Linked DNA regions of Mus musculus: region 2 is linked to region 1. The links are chromatin loops, found by intact Hi-C in ENCODE. Cell type or tissue: left cerebral cortex. All regions are shown on one strand. Each heading gives the region's core, and the rest is flanking DNA. Links, peaks and the distances in the headings are about the cores only. Region 1 has its middle 5.1 kb from the start of C1s2. Region 2 holds the start of C1rl (complement component 1, r subcomponent-like).

Region 1 (5,373 bases), core at 245-5,244:
CTCCTTCTCCTCCTCCTTCCCCTTCTTTATTCTTCCTTGCAGCTGGGTCTCACTGTGTAGCCCAGGCTGACTTGGAACTTTCTATGCAGTCCAGGGTAACCTTGAACTCACAGAGGATGCCTGTCTCTGCCTCCAAGTGCTGTTGCCACCATGCCAGGCTACAGAATATGCTTTTTAGGCCAAAGCCTATATGACCTTACACATGGCCTCATTCCTTCCCCGGCATATCTCTGGGAACCTCCAAAGCAATATCAAACCTTTGTTTGCAGTAAGAATAACCTCATGACTGGAGAGTTGGGTCAGTGCTTAAGACCAATAACTGTTCTTCCTGAGGACCCAAGTTCAAATCCCAGCACAAAGAGTTTTACAACCTCCCATTAATTCCCTGTTCAGGGGATCTAATGCCTTCCTCTGCCCTTCAAGGGCTCATTCTTACACATGCTACACATAAGCTTGCACATTGACACACACATGTAACACTAATAAGTAAATTAAGTAGCTTTAAAAAGAATAGTTTAAGCAGGGAATGGTCCACATATTTACTCCCACCACTTGAGAGGCAGGCAGATCTCTAGGAGTCTGGGGCCAGTCCGGTCTACATAGCAAGTTCCAAACCAGCTGGAACTTAATAGTGTGGCGATAGATAGATAGATAGATAGATAGATAGATAGATAGATAGATAGATAGATAGATGGATGGATGGATGGATGGATGGATGGATGGATGGATGGATGGATGGATGGACGGACGGACGGACGGACGGACGGACGGACGGACGGACGGACGGACGGACAGACAGACAGATAGACAGACAGACAGACAGATTAAAAGCAAAAGGCTTGGGCAATGGTGGTGCATGCCCTTGATCCAGCTCTTAGGACGCAGAGACAGGTGGATCTCTTTGAATTTGAGGCTAGTCTGATCTACAGAGTGAGTACCAGGACAGCCAGGGATAAACAGAGAAACCCTGTCTCAACACAAACACACACAGAGAAAGAGAGAGAGAGAGAGAGAGAGAGAGAGAGAGAGAGAGAGAGAGAGAGAGAGAGAGAGAGAGAGAGAGATCTTCTCCCATTAGCACACTGTCCTTTGGCTACTGAATAAGAAGGGTATCCCTGGGAAGAAACATGGAGGGCTCTGTATCTCTAAACCTGCTGCCAAGCCTGCAGTAGGGCCCATTCCAGCCAGCTCCAAGTGTGGGACAGGATGGGGCTCATGGGCCTGCCTGTGGAGTTAATGTGCTCAAGTCCTGGGAGAGCCCAAGATGCTCATGCCTGCGTTCAAGGCGGTGGCCAAGACCAAGAACAAGCCACAGATAAAAACTGCTAGGAGGTCTTCACACAAGAAGAAGGGACCACCAGTGAAGTCGTAGTCACAGAGCTCCCATGGTGGGACCACCCTGGGAGACATGACAATGTTAAAAACAGAGACTCTTATGACAGATCACAAGGACAGCAATGGCTGTTTCAACTGAGCGACCTTCCTATGCCTCTAAGCTCCACAGGTAGGCCTTTCAGCCACCCCACCACCACCACCGCCACTGCCACATGCTTGAGAGGCAAGCGTCCTCTCTCTGAGAGCTGGGAGATCAGGGAAGTCAGTTTCCCTGTCCAGTCACTGTGGAAGTGCTGGGGCTTGCACACTTTCATTTTCCCCTCACAAATGCAGTAGAGTAGAATCCTCTCCATCACCCACAGCCCTGCCCCCATCCCAAACCCAGTCCCCAGCTGGAAGCATGTTCCTGCCACAAGGCAGCCATCTAGTGTTGAAAATTAAAACATGGCTTTTTTAAAAAAAATGCTTAAAAAGAATCTTGCATTTCTTGTAACCTAGGTTTTACTTATCAGCCCTAACCCTATCCAGTGCTAGGAAATGCTGTGTCCTCATTCGGGGTCCTTATCCACCAAAACCAGTACCTACAGCTGCGACAGACACTCAAAGGTGTCTCTTCTTTGAGAAGCCCACACCTTTCTTCTTGGTGTGTCTATTTTCTTCCTCACTGCCACTTATACTTAAAATAAGGTTTTACAAACTTTTTTTACTGTTTTTATTTGTTTATTTCTTGTTTGTTTGTTTGTTTGTTTTTTCAAAACAGGATTTCTCTGTGTAGACCAGGCTGGCCTCAAATTTGGAGAAGATCTGCCTGCGTCTATCTCCCACTTGCTGGAATTAAAGGCTTGTTCCCCACCACTACCACCACCAGGGTTTGTGGTGGTGGTGGTGGTAGTGTTGTTGTTGTTGTTGTTGTTGTTGAGTGTTCTGGATCCCCCCCTCCCCTTTACCTCACCCTTCTCAACCAGGCTAGCCCCTAACTCAGAGATCCCCATGCCTCTGCCTCCCACAACTCTGTGATTAACCACCAAAACGAGCTTTAAAAAGGAAAAGAAAAAAACCACTTTTCCAAAGAGCTCCATCTCTATTTCCTGCTGTCTTGAAATTCTGTTGGGGGGCGGGGGGGGGGGGTCGTGCAGGCTCTGATGCCATCCCCACCTCCAGGGACACTCTTGGGTGGAACTTTTTAGTTTCTATTTTAACCTGGAGCCCAGTCTTCAGAACCCCATCGCTGGTGGGCAGCTCCACCTCGTAGAGCATCTTCTACAAAAGAAAACTCACTTTTTTAACCTTTATTTCTGTGTGAGTTTTATTTATTTATGCCTTACCTTACTACATACCATGCGCGTGCAGTGCCTGAAAATACCAGAAGGCGGCAGCAGATTCCGTGGGAGTTAAATGGCCAGTTGTGAGCCTCCTTGTGGGTGCAGGGGAATTGAACCTGTTCCCCTGGAAGGGAACCATTGCTCTTAACAGCTGAGCCATCTCTCTGGCCTATTGGACAGTCATTCATCGACTCTTTCCAGGTATTTCAGATACGCATCTCTTTTATGACTCCTACCATTGACTTTCATGAAATCACTGTTATAAAGCATTTTCCTCGTAGGGCAGAAAGCTTTCTCTTGGACCACATGCTTGTTGGGTACAAAAAGTCACCAAACAGGTACTTTTTGTTTTCGTTCTAAGACAGGTTCACATTAATTTCAGGCTAACTTCAAACTCACTATGCAGGAAAGGCTCGAAAACCCTTGAAATTCTGATTCTCCTCCATCTTCTTTTGGGTGCTGGGATTATAGGTATCACACCAAACTATTCTGCTTTTTAATTTCAGTCACTAACTATCATGACTTTAAGCTACCTGCAACACCAGCAAACTCACCTCTAGTTACTCTTCAACCCTGAAATGCATCCAGGAAGCTGGAAATTTCCCACTCTCAAGCTCGTGAACGAATCACTTGAATCCCAGGTCAGGCCCTTCTCCTTTCTCTTCTGTGCTCCTGTGTGTAGGGCGGAATTTGCCAACCCAGCACACCACAGCTATGCCTTGCACTCACAAATAAAAGCTGGACTGCTCTGCTGCTCATGTGATGCCTGTAGGAAGTAGGTTCTATAATGAAACATTATTAGAAAGAAAAACAGTCAGACCTGTTCCAGGCTTGCTCACCAGCCCGTGGCGCTCCTGAGAGACACTAAAGCGGTGGTTCTCAACTTTCCCAAGGCCACAGCCCTTTAATACACTTCCTCAGGTTGTGGTGACTTCCCCCCAATGCATAAAATTATTTTCATTGTTACTTCATAACTGTAATTTTGCTACTGTTATGGGGTGCAATGTACATATTTTGGAGCTACAGGTTTGCTAAGAAGGGTTACGACCCACAGGTTGAGAGCCTTCAGATACCAGGTCTTATAAGACAAAGTTGGATCGTGGGGCAACTTTGCTTCTTCTGCTCTTTGCTCCAAGTGGGACAGGAAGCCTCTGCCACCACACACTGTAGCCATTATGTGCAGTGTTGTCACAGATCCAAAACAACAGGAAGAAGTGACTGTGGACTGGAATCTATGAGACCATGAGCCAAAATCAACCCTTCCTTAAGATTAGTTGCTTATCTTGGGTATTTGGTTTTTTTTCCCTACCCTAAAGAATTGAAGCTTGAAAGGGGAATTAAAATGTTCAGCATTTCCACAGCAGGCCAAACCCTGTTTTCCAGATCCAAGCTAACCCCTTTCCCGTCTCATCATCCCTGGGTTTATCCTACACCAGTTGAGAAATACATCTTCCTTGACAACAGCCCTACTACACATTTCTGAAACTAAGATGCTCATCAGAGTCAGATCCGAGGTGGTGGTTTCTCCAAATGTCTTACGACTCACAAGCAGAGTGCCCTTTCTCTAGTGACTGCTTATTGTGGCCTCCAGGGTGGGGAACACAGCCTGATGGGTAGAGTACCTTCCTGGCATGCCCCAGGTCCCGAGGTCAATCCCTACTACCACAGAGAAAGGAAAACAGAAACCTTTACTATGTCTTCATGATTCATTTATCTATCAAACAAGGTTCTTATTGATTTGTGGTACTTCAGACTGAACCTAGGCTGCTCTGCCAAGCACTGGAGCACTGAGCACCTCCCCAGCCCTCTTTTTAGTAGTTTGGGGTTTTTAAGATGTTTTTATAGGGTTGGTGAGATGGCTCAGCGTGTGAAGGTGTTCACTACCAAGCCTGATGACCGAAGTTAAATCCCCAGGACCTACTTGATAGAAGAAGAGAACTGACTCGAATGGGTGTCCTCTGCCCTCCGCACATGCACACACATCTTGTATAGACAGACAGACACACACACACACGCACACAACACACATAAATAATAAAAATTTTGAATTAATTTAAAAGGAATTTCTTTGCAGTTTTGTGTTAACTATGTGTGTCTGTATACATACCATAAGCGTGCAGGTGCCGATGGAAGCCAGAAGAGGATGTCAGATGCCCTGGATCTGGAGTTATGGGTGGTTGTGAGCTGCCCCACCTGAATTCTGGAAATGTCTTTTGCAAAATAACGAGTGTTCCTTACCTGCTGAGCCATCTGTTCAGCTGTCCCCCGCCCCCCTGCCCTCTTGTCTCCTGTCCCCTGATCCTGTCCCTAGAGCCTTCTCCACACCCACTCCCATGGACTTTGTTGTTGTGTAGACAGAGTTTTCTTGAGCTGCCAGGCTGGCCTTGAATTTATAGTCTCATGCCCTGGCCTCAGTAGCTATGATTATAGGCCCACTTCACCTACACTGTACACAGACATACACTGAGTGTCTCCTCTATACTGAGAATACAAACACAGGCAAGGATCTTCATCTGTTCCCTGCCCTGTGTGCCCCCTCCTTCCCCAGCCCCAAACTCAGAAGGAACTTTCTTTCCAAGCCAGATTAATGGTGCATCCCAGTACCCAGCACTGAGCAGGGACAAGGCACTGAAGAGTACCAAGCCACCAGGACTACAGACACAGTCAGACCCCGCCTCAAAAAATACATTTTTTTAAACGAAAAGAAACTTACTTT
Region 2 (5,366 bases), core at 367-5,366, 150 kb before region 1:
CGGCTCCTGCCCAGGAGTCTACTTTTAAAGCCCTCTCTTTCTCTTCTCCAGAAGATCTCCAGGGACAGTTTGACAGAGGGTCTAGCCTGGACACTCAGATTCAGGTTTCTTCCTCTGTTAACGAATGACCAGAGCTCAGAAATAGAGTACAGATTGGCCCCTGCAGACTGTCAAGGATAAAGACCAGGCCAGCTACTGCAGGATTCCTCACCTTAGCTGAATCATTGCTGTTTCCTTTCTGACAAGTTGGTCATGGACTAAAATGACTGCTCACCCTGTGGATAAGAGTGACCTCTGGCTTCCCAGGAACTCTGGGTGACCCTAGTAGGTAGAGGAGGAAACAGGTTTCAGTGGTCCTTGGGAGCTCAGCCAGAGGGGTCCACTCCTCCCACTCCTCCCACTCCTCCCACTCCTCCCACTCCTCCCACTCCTCCCACTCCTCCCACTCCTCCCCAGGGTGTGTAGGGTCAGAACATGCCACAGCGGTAGATTGTGTCTCAAAATTGTGATTGGGAAACTGTGTATGCTCCTCAGTCTCCACTTTTCCCTCAAAGGTGTGGACCAGGGCTGCTCTCATTTTGTTGTTTTGTTAAGTTTTGTTGTGTTGTGTTTTGGTTTGGTTTGATTTTTTTTTTGAGACTCACTCTGTAGACCAGGCTGGCCTCGGACTCAAAGAGATTCACCTGCTGAAATTAAAGGTGTGCACACCACTGCCTGGCTCTCCTAATCTTTTTAAGTCTGCAGAAACCAAAGACACTGAATGCATTTGTCTTAGTTGCTGTTCCATTGCTGTGAGGAGACACCATGGCCGAAGAAACTGATAGAAGAGAGTGTTGAGTTGGGGGCTGGCTTACAGTTTCAGAGGGTTAGTCCGTTATCATCACGGAGGGGAGCATGCTGGCATGCAGACATGGGGCTGGAGAAGTACCTGAGCTCTCAAGTGCACCACAAGTGCCAGGCAGAGAGAAATCCTGACTGGGCCTGATGTGGGCTTTTGAAACCCCACAGCACACTCCCAGTGACACACCTCCTCCAACAAGGCCACAGTCTCTTCCACTATCGGGAACCATCCTCATTCAAACCATACTTTGTGTGTAATGAAACCACACGACCACATGCAAGACGGAAGAAGCAACTCGCTCTTCTCAGATTGGTGTGTGAGTCTAGAATGCAAATCCTTCTGCACACCTGCCTCCTAAGAACTAGACAAGCCATGTCTGCACGTGTTCCCTAACACACTCACCTCGTCATGTGTTCCCTAACCCTCCCACACTCACCTCTGCCTATGCTCCCTAACCTCCCCATGCTCACCTCTGCAGTGCTCCCTAACCCTCTCACACTCACCTCTGCAGTGCTCCCTAACCACCCCCATGCTCACCTCTGCATCCTTAACCTCCCCATGCTCACCTCTGCAGTGCTCCCTAACCCTCCCACACTCACCTCTGCCTGTGCTCCCTAACCACCCCCATGCTCACCTCTGCATCCTTAACCCTCCCACGCTCACCAAGCCACGGGTGTGTGTCTTCCCTTGGCAGGGGGTGCAGGGAAAAATCCTCTCACTCACGCTGTGACTCCTGATATGATTAACCTTACAGCTTGGGTTGACAGCTGAGGTGAGTCCCGAGGGATTCAGAGATTCCTGGGGATGGACCACAGCCTGCTATATGAGGAGCCTCCAGATGTTGTGGTAGGGACTCAAAATGACAAAATGCATGAACTCACCCCTTCTTTTTTTAAAAAAAGATTTATTATTTATTTTATGTATATGAGTGCACAGATGGTTGTGAGCCATCATGAGGTCGATGGGAATTGAACTCAAGACCTCTGCTCGCTCCGGCCCAAAAATGTATTTACTATTATATGTAAGTACACTGTAGCTGTCTTTAGACACACCAGAAGAGGGCGTCAGATTTCATTAAGGATGGTTGTGAGCCACCATCTGGTTGCTGGGATTTGAACTCAGGACCTCCGGAAGAGCAGTCAGTGCTCTTAACCGCTGAGCCATCTCTCCAGCCCGAACTCACTGGTTCTTGACCAAGAAGGAGAGGAAAGAAAGACTCGGGGGTTCTTGAGTCACACACTTCAAGTTCTCCAAGAGGCAGACTGCTGGGGTAAATGAGGGGGGAGGAGAGATTAGTTCATTAAAGGCAGCAGTAGAGTCATAAGAAGTGTCACACAAGCCACGATACAAACATATAGTTAATAATATTCCAGAAGAACTGGGTATGCAAGTCCTTGTGATCCCAGCCCTCTGGAGGCTAAGGCGGCAGGATTGGCATGATTTGGAGCCCAGTCTAGTCTGCAGAGTGAGTTCTAGGACAGCCTGGGCTACAAAGTGAGACCCTGTTTCAAAAATACAACCAAGATCTAGGTGTGGTGTAATTCTAATGCTAGAGAGGAGGCAGAGCCTCCACTAATAGCAAGCTGGAGGCCCAGTCCAGGTTTTGCAAGACTATCTCAGCTCCCATCCCCCTAAAAAAAAGCAAAGAGCCAAAGGTCATGTGTACATATGTGTACATGTGCACATACTCTGCTCTCTCACGTGTTTTAAAGGTCTTTCCTTTCAATTATGGTGAGAGCTATTCCTGAGTCTGTCAGCAGGTGGCAGACCTGCACCCAGAGTCTCAACTCATTTCCAGTAACTTCTGCCTTCTCCCTAAAGGGCCTCCTCTAGCCCCACCTCCTACTCCCTGGCCTGAGCCAAGCACTCTAGCCAGTTCCAGATGTCAGGGTTCAGAGGCCTGGTCCCAGAGCTGGAGAACAGCCTATGGAGTTCTCCCACCACAAGCTGCATGAGCAAGATGTGAGTTTGCACCATAGAGGGCCCTGGAGAAAGAAAGGGGCTGGGAGAAAGGAAGGGAGGAAGGCAGGACATGGGGTTACATAAGTATACACACACACACACACACACACACACACACACACACACACACACACACACACACACACGGCCGGGTGGGGGGGCAGGGAGGGGCGGAGGGTAGACAGATGACCCAGAGGGAACTAACTGAATTTGCCTGTTCAGTGCTCTGAGCCAGGAATTATTTAAATGACCCTAACTTGTACTCCAGGAGGGGGTTAGGAAAGGCTGAGGCAGGAAGCCATCTGGGTTAGACTCACAAAGGAAAAGGAGCCATAATAATGTCTTCATAGGATAGAAACCCCGCAGTCTTGGAGATCGGGCTACAGAGGAATCCAGATAGGAACCTACACAGACTCGGTTCAGGAAAGTGGTATCCAGAAGTGCCCAACACTCTGGGGCCACGGACACAACTGCTAGTCCCTAAGCCTCCGGAGCCTTTATCATCTCTGGCCACAACAGAACATACACACACAGCCTCTGGTAGAGCTGTATAACCTCACCTTGTCTTCCCTGCTCACTCACAGGTGCTGGTGGCTCCTTTGGGGAATCCTCCATACTTGCCCCACACAGGCCTCTGTGCTTTTGGCCCAGCAGTCACCACAGCAACTGACATCCCCTGGATACCCAGAGCCATATCTCAAAGGCCAGGAGAGCCACACTGACATCGAGGCTCCAGAGGGGTTTGCTGTGAGGCTGACCTTCCAGGACTTTGATCTGGAGCCATCCCCAGACTGTGAAGGCGACTCTGTCACAGTGAGCTGGACAAGGGGGTGGAGAGCTGCAGGGGCTCTGGGGAGGGAGCCTCCCATGGGCAGTGGGTGATAGCTCTGCTCTGAACCACCCATCTAGAGAAGAGATAAGGTGTCCAAGTCAGAGGATCTAGGGCCTAGCTACAGCCTGATCACTCAGTATACAGCCTCCCACCCGTCCCTGGCAACTCACCAAGGGTTCCACCAAGGCATCCGCAGGGACCCACCAAGCTCTGAGAGAAGGCGGCTGCGGGGCAGAGCCTGAGTTTTGAGAGCTTACAAAGAGACACATAAATATTGTTGCTCTACAATCTTGTCAAAGGCCCGGGATCTCACCCTCCCTAGCTAGACCTTGTTGAGTGCTTTCTCTACTGAGTTAGGAAACTGGATGTAATTAATGACAAATGTTCACCCTCAGAAGAACAAGTGAAGACCGATCAAGTTCACCTGGGATGAGAGGCCACAAAATCACAGCAAGGGCATTATTCAAAATAAGAGTTCTTTTAAATCATAGTATGTTATCTTTTGAGTTAAATTTTATTTATATCAAAGTAAGATATGCATATAATTTTTAAAAATCAGAATCTTAGCCAGATGTGGTCAGTGAGACATGTTATCCCAAAACTTAAAAGGTTAAGTCAGGAAGAGCCAGCCTGAACTATACAAAACAAGTTCACAGCCAGCTTGAGCTACATTGTCTCAACAAAAAGTAAGTTACCCAGGCTACCTTTGAACTCACAGTTCTCCTGCCTCAACCTTCTGAGTGCTTAGGTTATAAATCTTATTTAAAGACTTTTTTAAAAAATTCTAAAGGGCTAGGAATACAGCTCATTAGTAAAATATGTGCCAAGACCCTAGATCCAATTCCTTTTATGGAGGAAGGTGGGGAAGGAAGAGGAATTAAAAAAAAAAAAAAAAACCCCAGCCAGGCAGTGGTGGCACACACCTTTAATTCCAGCACTTGGGAGGCAGAGGCAGGCAGATTTCTGAGTTCAAGGCAGAAACTACAGAGTGAGTTCCAGGACAGCCAGGGCAAAACCAAAAAACCAAACCAAAACAAAACAAAGCAAAAAACAAACAAACAACATCAACAAAGAGTCCTCCAGAGATTGTAATGAAAAACAATAGCTCAACCTACCCCAAGGGCAATCATTTACAGAGTAGCTATCTGCAATGGTATTTACCTCCATATGTACAAATGATATGCTTATTCTACTATGCAGTTTTTAATATTTGTCTAATTTTCCTTTAAACTTCCAGCATAGAGGGTTGGTGCTGGCTCCAGCTGTGAGACCTTCACAACCCACAGTTCCCCTCACTCATTCTCCCATTAGCAATTCTTTTACAAACCAATATTTATTATTGACAGTTAGGACTTGGAAGCATTCATGTCTGAGCACATGATATAGGTTAATTACATTTACTTTCTTTAGCTTGTTGGCTTGCCAGTCATTCTCCAGTAATGACTCCTTAGAAAGGATATGTTAAATTCTAGGCAGCCTAGGTGGATTAGTTGGTCACTCATTGCCAGTGGACAGTTTATCTGGGTATAATAATCCAGTTTTGAAATCATTTGCTTCCAGAATGTTGATGACATTGTCTTCTATCTCTAGTGTTGTTTAAAAGTCTGATGCTACTAGCATTTTCATTCTTCTGTTTTCCTACCTAGGGCTTTGTAAATATTTTCCTTATTCCAGTGTTCTGAACTTTCACAGATGGCGTTTTACTCATTGTGTGTGGTCTTTAAATTAAGA

Evidence for each region. A loop is a pair of places that touch in the nucleus more often than their neighbours do. Peaks named below come from ENCODE experiments on the same cell type or tissue, not always from the same donor. Only the 100,000 strongest peaks of a DNase experiment are listed, where the experiment ranks them.
Region 2: a loop joins it to region 1, with 2.4 times the contacts of the local background. A loop is called at or near these places in 6 of 42 quality-filtered maps.

Annotation. Positions count from the first base shown.
Region 1 is chr6:124,638,510-124,643,882 of GRCm38, forward strand. No RefSeq gene overlaps it. Among named protein-coding and RNA genes, the nearest start is that of C1s2, 5.1 kb to the left of the region's middle. In left cerebral cortex, for the core only: CTCF peaks have their summits at 1,762 (motif pointing left) and 2,690 (motif pointing right); DNase peaks (open chromatin) are centred at 1,774 and 2,707.
Region 2 is chr6:124,490,428-124,495,793 of GRCm38, forward strand. C1rl (complement component 1, r subcomponent-like) reads left to right here and starts at 2,686. Exons shown (of 6, transcript NM_181344.5): 1 at 2,686-2,803; 2 at 3,388-3,616. The coding sequence starts at 2,724. Gm44096 (a long non-coding RNA gene) reads right to left here and starts at 3,975. Exons shown (of 3, transcript XR_003956364.1): 1 at 3,806-3,975; 2 at 3,364-3,708; 3 at 1,726-2,103. In left cerebral cortex, for the core only: a CTCF peak has its summit at 2,599 (motif pointing right); a DNase peak (open chromatin) is centred at 2,618.